2 separate regions of the Mus musculus genome follow, and region 1 is linked to region 2. The links are chromatin contacts, found by Hi-C or POLR2A ChIA-PET in ENCODE. All regions are on one chromosome and are shown on one strand. Each heading gives the region's core, a stretch centred on a gene start or an enhancer-like site at or near the end of the contact. The rest is flanking DNA. Distances are from core to core; before and after follow the strand shown. Region 1 overlaps Gm41530 (a long non-coding RNA gene). Region 2 has its middle 43 kb from the start of Rnu6.

Evidence for each region. A loop is a pair of places that touch in the nucleus more often than their neighbours do. ChIA-PET counts read pairs that join two places held with the same protein, here RNA polymerase II (POLR2A).
Region 1: a loop to region 2 is called in a map of T-helper 17 cell, with 5 times the contacts of the local background. The contact joins two enhancer-like sites. A Hi-C loop is called at or near these places in 2 of 37 maps with a recorded cell type or tissue (T-helper 17 cell and regulatory T cell). POLR2A ChIA-PET finds 5 or more read pairs at or near these places in 1 of 5 experiments (embryonic stem cell).

Annotation. Positions count from the first base shown.
Region 1 is chr17:13,656,042-13,661,438 of GRCm38, reverse strand. It overlaps Gm41530 (a long non-coding RNA gene), which reads right to left. Exons shown (of 2, transcript XR_876607.3): 1 at 2,303-5,397. Among named protein-coding and RNA genes, the nearest start is that of Gm41530, 2.9 kb to the right of the region's middle. Within about 2 kb of position 2,163, at least 1 of the 3 ENCODE cell types and tissues checked has a DNase peak (open chromatin) inside an H3K27ac peak, as active enhancers do.
Region 2 is chr17:13,472,524-13,477,947 of GRCm38, reverse strand. No RefSeq gene overlaps it. Among named protein-coding and RNA genes, the nearest start is that of Rnu6, 43 kb to the right of the region's middle. Within about 2 kb of position 2,990, at least 2 of the 3 ENCODE cell types and tissues checked have a DNase peak (open chromatin) inside an H3K27ac peak, as active enhancers do.

The sequences.
Region 1 (5,397 bases), core at 914-3,413, 180 kb before region 2:
TGTTCTGGGAACAGCTGAGGCTCTGAAGTAGCAAAAAAAAGTCCAGGAACATGCGAGATAAATGGGCCTCGCCAGACCCAGCTGCTGCAGGTTGGCTTCGTCTTATCACCTTTCCTTATTGACTTTGAAGCCACAAAGCTTGCTTGACCCAGAAACTCAGTGAAAGAAAATGTTATCTGCTGTTGCCTGGCACATCTTGGGGCGTGAGGTCAGAGGTGGCTCATTGTGGACAAAGCGAGCAAAGGTGACAGCACATGTGAGCAGGCGCTGCTAACCAGCGAAGCTGAGGGAAAAATTGCCTTCAAAGTAAACAGGCACTCTACTCCAACCCTCGTGGACTCCTAAGTGCCCAATGGATAAACTGAGTCCTAATGTCAATCAAACCCTTGAGTATAGACTCAAAGAGGCTCATGGGAAGGGACAAGATGCTATGAAAGAAGCCAGATGGCATTACTTCTTCCTGTGTCCCTCCCTTCTACCCTACACATCAATGAGTCCCATGAGAGATTTCCATTCATGTGCATGCTGGGTATTATTTAAATCAAAGCAAATCTCTCTGTCTCCTCAAATCTGTTATGGTGATAAGGTCCAAATTTATTTATTTATTTATTCATTCATGTGAGTACATTGTAGCTGTCTTCAGACATACCAGAATTGAGCATCTGATCCTATTATAAATGGTTGTGAGCCACCATGCAGTTGCTGGGACTTGAACTCAGAACCTCTGGAAGAGCGGTCAGTGTTCTTAACCACTGAGCCATTTCTCCAGCCCAAGATCCAGAATCTTTTACAACACACCTCTGCTACCATCAGAAACCAAGTGCCACAAGAATACTGCCATGGCGACAGGGTGGTGTCCCTGGATGCAGGATCTGTGGCTACTTCAAGGAATCCCAGAGGTTACTGGGACAATGAGTGGAAGGAAGGGCCACTTCATACAGAAGGTATGACTCCTGAGGCTAGTGGCTTGCAGATGGAGCTGCCTGGAACATGGACAGATTCTGTAGATGGTCACCTCTGATGGCCTGGGGTTTCAGGAAGGTTGGCTATGTCTTGCCACCTTCCCTTATCCACTGTGAAGCGATAAATCTTGGTGGTAAGGCAGAGCTCATGCTGGTCAGACAGAGGATGGGAGTGTGGATAGTGTGATAAAATACTATCATGTAGTGTTTGAAATATGCAGTCCTGTGCGGGAAGCATTCTCACCAGGCAACCACTATCACCAACTGCCCATCTTCAGGGATTTTCTAGTTCCCCAAAGTGAGACTGTACCCACAAAACAAAGGCTTCCCCTTCCCTGACTCCACCCACCTCCAAGCCTGGCCCCCACCATCTACTTTCTGTTTCTGGGAACTCATTTCAGAGGAGTCACGGGGAATTGTTCTGCTGTGACTTTCATTACTTCACGCCCTGTCATGTCTGCAGGACCCTGCTACGGTGGCATGCCTTGGTGCTTCCTCTGTTTGTCAGGCTGAACAAAACTCTGCTTGTATAGATATGCAGATGGAATGGGATTTTAATATCCCAACACTACCTCAAACTTTGCAAAAATATGTCCTGGCCATCTTTATTTTCTCAGCTGTCTCTAGTGATCGCTGTCTAGACATGGCAAAGCATCATGGAAGTGGTTGTGCTTTCAAGTGCCCAAGACACCCAGAAGAGGAGTTGGGGAGCATTATCCTCTGAGGGGTGTTCCTAAATGCCAGAGCACAACACATAGTGAAGGGGAATGCCTTCCTGAGTAAGCTCTGGGGGCAGGCAGGCAGACAGGAGAAAACAAAGTCTCACACCCGTGACCGGGGTCTCCCTCAGACACCAGTTCAGCTGGTATCTGTTAATTCAGTTTTAACCCTGACTTCCTAGAGGCAGCATCAGATGCTGCAGGTCGAGGGTGCAGGCTCCAAGACCATTGCCAGTTCAGGAGGCGATGGCGGTTCCCAGCTGTGACCCGTACAGATTAGTTAGCTGTAATCCAGGGCCTCACCACCTCTTCATTCAGGGTCTGTTCATTTCCTGGAGCAGCTCAGGGGACTCAGCAAGACACATGCTTTTTCAGATGGTTAAAGAGGGTACTAGAAGCACACAAGGCTGTAGAGGAGGAAGGGGTGGAGCTTCCGGAAGGGGTGGAGCTGCCACACCCACTGCCCTCCCGCTGCCTGAAACTCACTGACCTTATACTTATGGGGCGGCCTTAGAGCCTTCCCTAGAGGAAACAAGCCATAATCCCTCTTCTCAGCTTCGTTGTCCCACCCATGTAACTCTGCCGCATCCTGTAGAGCAACTCCAGTCACAGCCGTCCCACCTGTACGCAAAAAGATCCAACCTCCACTTGGGAGATTCTAGGGCCCTCAGGAGCTGTAGGTCAGGAGCAAGGACAAACGTGAGGTTTTCATGATATCGTGGAATCACGACATTGGGCGACGGATGAAAGGTGCTGTGTTGCTTCTGATTTGTGCCACGGTGTGTGCGCACCAGGGTTGTTTTTAACTCTACCCTAGAAAACAAAAGGACCAAACTGAAACCTGATAGCAATGTTCAGCAGAAAAAAGGACAGTATACCATTGTTGCTGCTCAACGGGTGGGACTCAGAGAACAATATCCTGCAGGATTCCACTACCCCCCCCCCCAACACACCCTACGGGATGTTTTCTCATGCTGAACAATTGGATCAAGTTGAAACAAACAGCATGTGGAGGTGCACAGTGAGACTTCTGGCTGAGAGCTCCATTTCCTGCCAGAGTCAGGCCACCTAGGCTCACTTCCCTGCCTTCTGTAACAAACACAGTGGTCCATAACTGAACACCTACCACAGAGGAAACTGGGCCTTCCAGACATCATCTCTGCCTTCAGACCCATCCAGGGTGCTCTGCACTGTTAGCCAGGCATCTAGCCCAACAGACCTTGTCACAGCACTAGTTGTGCTCTGGGCCCACTGAGTTCTCAGGAACCATGTTCCACTTCCCTGAAGGTTTCTGTGCCCACATGCCCCTCCCCTGCAGAAACAGGGCTCTGCCATTTCTGAATGGGGCTGGGCAGAGGACCACTGTCTCACCACTTTTGGTGAACCTGCCTTTTTTCCTCCCAGCATGGCTTTCTTTGTTTATTGTGTTGATTTTTGGAATGAAAGGATTCCCCCCCCCCCCCGCCCCCCTTTCCCTGCACACATGCAGAGAGGCTTTCTAGCTCAGTCACATCCACCAGTGTCCTCAAGGACAGTAAGGGTCTGGGTGACAGCCAGAGCTGGAACTGTCTCCCTCCAGGCTGCAGAGAGAAGACAGAAGCGGCTGGCTGAGAAGCAGGGAGCCGGGAAGAGGGAAACAGCTGCCCGCCTATCAGACCCATGATGGCTCCCTCCTCCCTGCTGAGATAATGCTTGAAGTGCATACTGATTTGAGTTGGAGGAGGTGAAGCTAAGAGGGCCTGAGCTGCAGAGGCGAGGTCACACTGACACATCTCAGAGCTGCAGCTCTCATTTAAAATTAGAGACCCAGATGCCCAGTGGATCCATGAACCTGGCAATATGGCTGCCAGAAGCCAGTCTTGTGCAGTGAATAGGTGGAGGCCCTCTACCATGGTGGAGTGTGTGTGTCAGCACTAGGGTGTGTGGCATGTCCTGAGCGTGTGAGGTACCACTGCAGCGTGGCGTGTATGAGATAGCATCATGAAAGCTGGACAGTCTTTGTTTCCGCTTTGGCCCTTAGTTCAGCAGGACTTAGCCACAACTAATCCCCGAGCACACTGGTCCCATTGACCTGCTTACAAAGACTGATGTTTAAAGAAGAATTTTTCCTAGGGGTAGGGTCCTTGTAACTTGAACATTTTCCATTTCTCTTCTGCTAAACTGTATCAAATCATTCTACTATTGCGTTATTTAGTATATAGTTATAATTATATATTTGTATGATTTTACAAATTAAAAAAAAAAACCAACTTGGTCCCATACAGAGCTGCCTCAAAAGGCATTGTGGGAAGTACCCACTTACTGCCAGGGTGAGAAGTCGCTGTGTTTTGGAGCTATCTGTTTGGGCTTTGTGACAGTACACCTTGGCATCAAGACACTTTCCCTGACTTCGCCCGGCTGGCCTCTGCAGCGTCAGCTCCGCACCTCGAAACGACTTTCTTCTTTAAACAAACCGCTCTAGAATTTGGACAGTAAATATGGTGAAAAACAATAACCGGGTAATACAATTTTGTTTGGAAACCCAGAAATAAAACTGGCTATCTGGCGACTCACACACTGGCCCTGGGAGATTCCACTGATGCTGTCAGCCCTGGGCTGGCCCTGCTGTGAGGAGTGGTTTCCTGTGGTGTCCACTTCAAAAGACAGCCTGGCCGCTCACATAGTGGCCGCTGATTAAAGAAATACAGTGTCCTCAATGGGCCATCTCCCACACAGCTATGGGTCATCTAACATTCCCTTTCCCTCGTTACTACACAGCCTGTGGTCTGTCCAGCCCAGAGCATCATGGAGAGCGGGACAGGTCTGTTTCTCTCTGGAAGATGTCCAACGCCAGACAATGGCTCCTTCACCCCATCCTCGAAACTGGGCTCGGGTTACTCCCTGCCCTGGTACCAGGAAATTTATTTTTAGATCAGTCAGGAAGACTGATGGGGGGTGGGGCGGGGGGAGGGCATGGATTCTGCAGGAGCAAACATTTGACAACTGGCTCTCATAGCAGAAAGACTGTGCCTGCCCGTTTGTGTTTACTTAGAGTAAGTCTTTCTGTGTCTTTCTGTCAGAAAGGGGCCAGGCAAACAATCAATAGACAGCGCCCTTCACCTCCTCCTCTCCCCGCCCCTTGCCCCCCCCCCCGCCCCCGCCCCCTCCCCCTCCCCCAACCTCCGGTGCAGATGGACTCTCACTAAGACAGTCAGGGAGTCAGCCAAGCTTTTATTCTCTTATTCTCTATTCTCTGTAGGCAGCTCTCGGAGTGTACCACAGTTCCTTGTTTTACCCGGAACCTTTTTGCAAACTGCTTCTGAACACCGCTCCCCCCACCCCCACCAACTTTATCATTAACCTGATGAGATCTGTTTCAGATATCTCTCCATTATCTCTCACATCAGTGCTGCCTAGGTTTGTGTCAAATTGTCAGAAACTAGAGGGGTTGGGCAGGAGGGAGCCTCAACTGGGAGAATGCTGGGCAGTAGACAAGTCTGTAGACCAACTTCTTAGTTATTGATGGGAGAGGACCCAGCCCACTGTGGGCGGGATCACCCTTGGGTTGGTGCTCCTGGGTTTGTATAAGAAAGCAAGTTGAGCAAGCCACGGAGCAAACCAGTAAGAGAGCAAACCAGTAAGCAGCACTCTTCCATGGCCTCAGCATCAGCTCCTGCCTCCAGGTTCCTACCCTGTTTCAGTTACTGCTGTGGCTTCCCTCAGTGGAATGTGATTCC
Region 2 (5,424 bases), core at 1,741-4,240:
GGCTGTTTGTTGTTGCAGCCACTGAACCTACAACGCTGTGAAATGATTCAGTAGCTCTAATAGATTTTCTAGGGGGTAAGGTCTTAGAATTTTCTGTCAATATTATTGGCAAAGATAGATGGATTCTCTTCTGCCTGAAGTCTGTCTGCTTCTCCGGGGCTCTTGAGATGATACCAGCGCCCAGTATGTGCCAGGCAAGGGCCATAGCAGAGCTACGTGCCCAGCCCATAGTGTGTGCTGTCTCTTTTATAGGTTGGGTTCTCTGGACCATGCACGGTCACACACAGTGGTTATGATGCAACCTCCCTTGTTTAGACTTGCAAGTGTCTTTGGTGTGATGTTGCATTAGGTGATCTTGTTCTGTCTGTGTTTTGTCACATCACGTGTCTCTCTGCTCTGGTTATTCGCTTAGTCACAGTCATACATGTGTTTCACAGCCTCTGCTGGGACAACCAAACTCTCTCTTCCTTGTATCGTTACAGTGACTTTTCTTAGTTGGTGTTCATGGGTCAGACCCTAGTTGCAGGTCTAGAATGAGCTCCACTAACCACTGTATGATTGCTTTTCTTCTCAGACAGTGTGAGAAGCTGCAGAAAGGAGGGCAAGAGCAGTACACGGCCTCACAGTTCCCCCAGGCTAAGGTCAAAGCACACTCAAGGCTGTTTGGAGTAAGATTGCTAACTGGCTTTAGCAGTGGTGGATGACAGCTCAGAGTCCCCAGTTCTTTACTGTGTGCTGTGTGATACTGGAGTCAATACTAGTGATTGACATTGAAATTACACACACACACACACACACACACACACACACTTGCTTCAGCCAGATTACAAGGTACGTAGAATTACATGACAAGATGCTACCATTGAAGCTATTAAACTCTAAACTCCCTGGGGCCTCCAGTCTCTTGAGGGTTAGGTGCATCATCTCTGAATGAACACAGACCCAGCAGTCCTCTACTGTATATGTGTTGGGGGCCTCATATCAGCTGGTGTATGCTGTCTGATTGGTGGTCCAGTGTATGAGAGATCTCGGGGGTCCAGATTAATTGAGACCCCTGGTCCTCCTACAGGATCGACCTTCTCCTCAGCTTCTTTTAGCCTTCCCTAATTCAACAACAGGGGTCAGATGCTTCTGTCCATTGGTTGGGTGCAAATATCTGCATCTGACTCTTTCAGCTGCTTGTTGGGTCTTTCGGAGGGCAGTCATGATAGCTCCCTTTTTGTGAGTGCTCCTTAGCCTTAGTAATCGTGTCAGGCCTTGGGACCTCCACTTGAGCTCCCACTTTGGGAGTTAAGAGGTCAGATGGGGTCGGTGGTGGGAGCACCCACGTGGAGACAGGGTGGGGTGAGGAGGAGGTGTGGGATGTGGAGCAGTCAGAGGGTGGATGGGGTAGCGGGGAATGGAATATGGAGTGTAAAAAATAAGCTAAAAATAAAATAAATTTTTAAAAAGAAAAATCTACATAGTAATAATAATAATAGCTATTATTATTACTTAGGGCACTAGGCAAACAACCCACTATAATATTTGTATTCTTACATATATGTATTATTATTTAGAGAATAAATGCATTTTTGTCTATTCATTAAAAAAAAGAAAAAAGAAACTGCTAAGCTCTGTGAATGTACTGTTGTCCAGTAAATCAGACACTGTGGAAAACATACCGGTGTGTTTATTGGCATTGCATGATCACGACAGGCAGCAAGAAGAGCTCCGTGTGGGCACGAAGGAGATGGGGAATACGAGACGATCAGTGCCAGGGTGTCTAGGCACACCAGAACTTGAGGGGGCACATAGATTCTCCCCTAATGCCTCCAGGTGTGCAGCCTTGCCAGCACCCAGATTTCTGCCCAGTGACAGAGTTATGGGCCTCTGGCTTGAGAGAAAGGGTCCTTCTGCCCTGTCTGCCCAGACCTCCAGGTGCTTCACGGTGTAGCCATCGGACCTAACACACTTGGGACTTGACTTTCACAGTCTAGCAACAGAAAGGAGTGTCATTTAGTTTCCAAGTAATTGGAGGTTATTCAGAGTTCCATTACAGATTGCAAATTTAGTTCCCATGTGTGCGTTTGGTGTCAAGATCTAATCCATGGCTTTGTGCATTCTAGGGAATTGCTCTACCACAGGGTGGGTATGCCTCCAGTTGGAGGAAGCACCCTGTGTGTGATCTTGGTTCTGGTCACTGTGTAGACTTGATTTAAAGTCCAAAGTATGGCCTGTTTTGATCCATGTTCCATGAGCATCTGGAAATCATTGCAGTCTGTACCATGGACTTAGCAGGCTGCTAATGTCCACTAGGTCAGGTTGGCTTGTGGAGTTTCCAGAGTCCTCTTTCCTGGCTTCTTTTCTCTCTGGCAGAGATGAGAAGGGAGCTTGATGAAGCTGTGGCTTTATCTCTTTTCTTTCTCGTTGGTGGTTTTTTGTTTTGTTTTGAATAGTTATTTATTTTATGTGAGTATTCTATCTGTATGTACTTCTGCATGCCAGAAGGAGGCACCAGATACTTTATAGATGATTGTGAGCCACCCTGTGGTTGCTGGGAATTGAACTTAGGACCTTGGGAAGAACAGCCAGTGCCCATAACCACTGAGCCATCTCTCCAGCCCTCTCACTGGAGTTTATTCATGAGCTTTGGAGCTGTTAGTGAGCACTTCTATCTATAAGTAGTAAGTGGCCATGCCCAGGCTTCCATTCATCTCTCATGCTTCTGAATTGAGCTTATTTGGATCTTTAAGTCTAGACTGGCAGCTCAATATTACATATTTATTTCTGGGACTCACAGACAGCTGCTAACACACAGCAATCAGACCGAGAGTGGACACTGCCTCATTCCCAGGACCGGGGACAGCAGGGATACCCTGGAGCTTGGTTAGTAGCTACTTGTGGTTCCTTCTTCCATGGGCAGTGCCCCAGTAGGCACGTGTGGGCGTGGCTCCAAAATACCCAGGATGTTCTGCATCATATCCATCCTATCAGACATCTGCGTGCGACGCAGGGTGACACAGAGCTCTGACTCAGGACCAGCAGCAGCCAGTCAACCTTCATGACTTTCCTCTCCTCTGGCTTGGTGGCAGTGGGAGGTCCTCTACTGAGACGGGGAGCCTAGGAGAGAACTGGGGGGGGGGGTGAATAGTTGGCAGGCACTGGGGGAAATGGGTGTGCCATCATGTTAGTCACTGCTAAGGAAACGTGCGTGTTCCCAGACTCACTGGACCAATACACCCTGTTTATAACCATCGTGGGAGACTAATTTGACTTGGAACTTTTTTTTTTAAGGGAAGAGTTAGGAAAAGACTGGAATTTGGAGCTGGACTCTCCATCTCTGAGTGTTTTACTTTTGGGTGGGCGATATGCTTTACTGAATAATCACTCTGTGTGTGGGTGGTCAGACAGTTTTCTTCTCCGCTCAAGTCCAACAATAGTTTGACTGAGTGTGAAATTCTCACATTCCTATTCTTTCCCTCGAAGTCTCTATAATCACTGCTTCTAAATTTAGTGTGGCAACTGGGACTTCCATGTGGGCTCGAATCTCCTACCTCTGCGAGCTTCTTCCCTTATCAGGGGACCCAACAGCTTCTTTTGTCTCCTGCCTAGGGAGAGGGAATGGTCCTGCTTGCATAAATGTGTGTCTCCCATAGATGTCCTCCATTCTCTGTGAAGACTGTCTTCCCTTGTCTTAGGGGATTTCTCTCTCAGTCAGAGTTGGCCTCTTCAATCTCCACATGGTTGTGCTTTCTAAGTATATGGCTGAAACTGCGCTTCAGAGAAGCCACCAGAGACTTGCTGGCATCAGATCATGAGCATGTACTGTGACTCTGGATTGGGGGGGGGGGGGCTGCCTGAGGCTGCAAGGGTGTGACCTTGTTCCCTGGGTCTGTAGTACTATCAGCGGTTACTGCAGTTGCTTTGTCCTAATATTGATGGAAATCAGTTCATTTTAATTTTTTTTGAGAGAAAGTTGCCAGGCTGCTGTGGAGTCCAAAACCCCCTGGTCTTAGCCCCAGGTAAAAGCTGTCAAGCCGGACTGGATACAAAGTTTGCAAGCCATGAGTGGAACTACAAGTGTCCCTAAGACCCAATGTCACGGCCACCCCTCACCTCCACCCTATTCAGTTGACCAAAGTCAATGAGGAAGGGCCAGAAAACAAACTCAAAATGGGGAGCAGTCACCCCCAGTCACTTGGCCAAAGTGGTAGCTTGAGCCCTGCAGCAGACTACTGACGTGCCAGTGAACAGTGGGTTTCCTGACCCTTCGTCTCTTAGTTATCTCTTTCTCCCCATTATTAGACATTGGGAGTTGATCCAGGAATATAAATATGACCTATAACTAGCTTCATTAATAGCAAATAGTGCAAAATCTAGTTTTCAGGTCCAGGCAGAGTTTGGGGAAATAGGCTCTGTCTTGGGTACTGCCAAACTCAAGTAGGTAGAGTGTTCTGAGCATGCCCATAGGAGGACAGGTGCCCTCTTACCTGCTGACACTGACCGTGGGTACAAAACACTTTATACCAAGCCAACCTAGGTAGGCCCTTGACACCAACGCTGAGCCATTCATTGAGGCAGCCGTGTGGGGGACTACCAGTTGAAGCTGATGAACTGAAGCAGAGTGTAAATGAGGTTCATGCTAGATTTATAAAGCTTCAGAATTAAATGTAACTGTGGCCTGCCATTCCTAACGTATCAAAATGGCCATGTTCTGATATATCCGGTTACATAAACTGTTTCTTTATAATTAATTTTATCTGTTGCTGTTTAATCTCTTGCCCTGCCTCTAAGGAGCAGGGAGAACAGTGTGCCTCAGGGATGGTCTCCTCTGGACACTGTCCAGCTGCTAGCGTGGCCACAGAGTTCTTGTTTGAGCAGCCAGTCTTTCTGTCCTGTTTATCTGCTTGGCCTTTTATTGTGTTTTGTCTTATTCTGTTTTCTCAATGATGCATTAAACAAAATCCTTTGTCTATTAAGTGCAAAGGAGGAATACTTTGGTGAGGAGAGAGTTAAAAAGCAGCCCTAACTGGTGTCCTCTAGACTTCCATAGCACCGTGTCTGTACCTCTGTCCACCAACACTGTAGCGCCTCCACAATGCTCATCAGAGAGGGCTTTCCAGCAAGTGAGACAGTCAGCCTCTGTCACTAGAAGCTATGCCCTGCTGACCAGCCAGGCAAGTAAGGAAGCTCTGTCTAAACACTGGAGCTTAGTAAGTAAATTAGGTGATGGCCGGGAGTCCCAAAGGACATGCCTGTTTCTCCTATGACCGCAGTGCAGCATCTTCTATCTCTCCATGCTTCTCAAGGAAACATACATTTGCAATGACATGTTGTAGCGCCATCTTGTGGTCATTCCAGTTACCAACATCCAGCTACTTCCCGGTGGTCCATACAGCAGTCATTGTGGCCAAAGCAGGCTCCTGGAGCTGTCTTCATGTT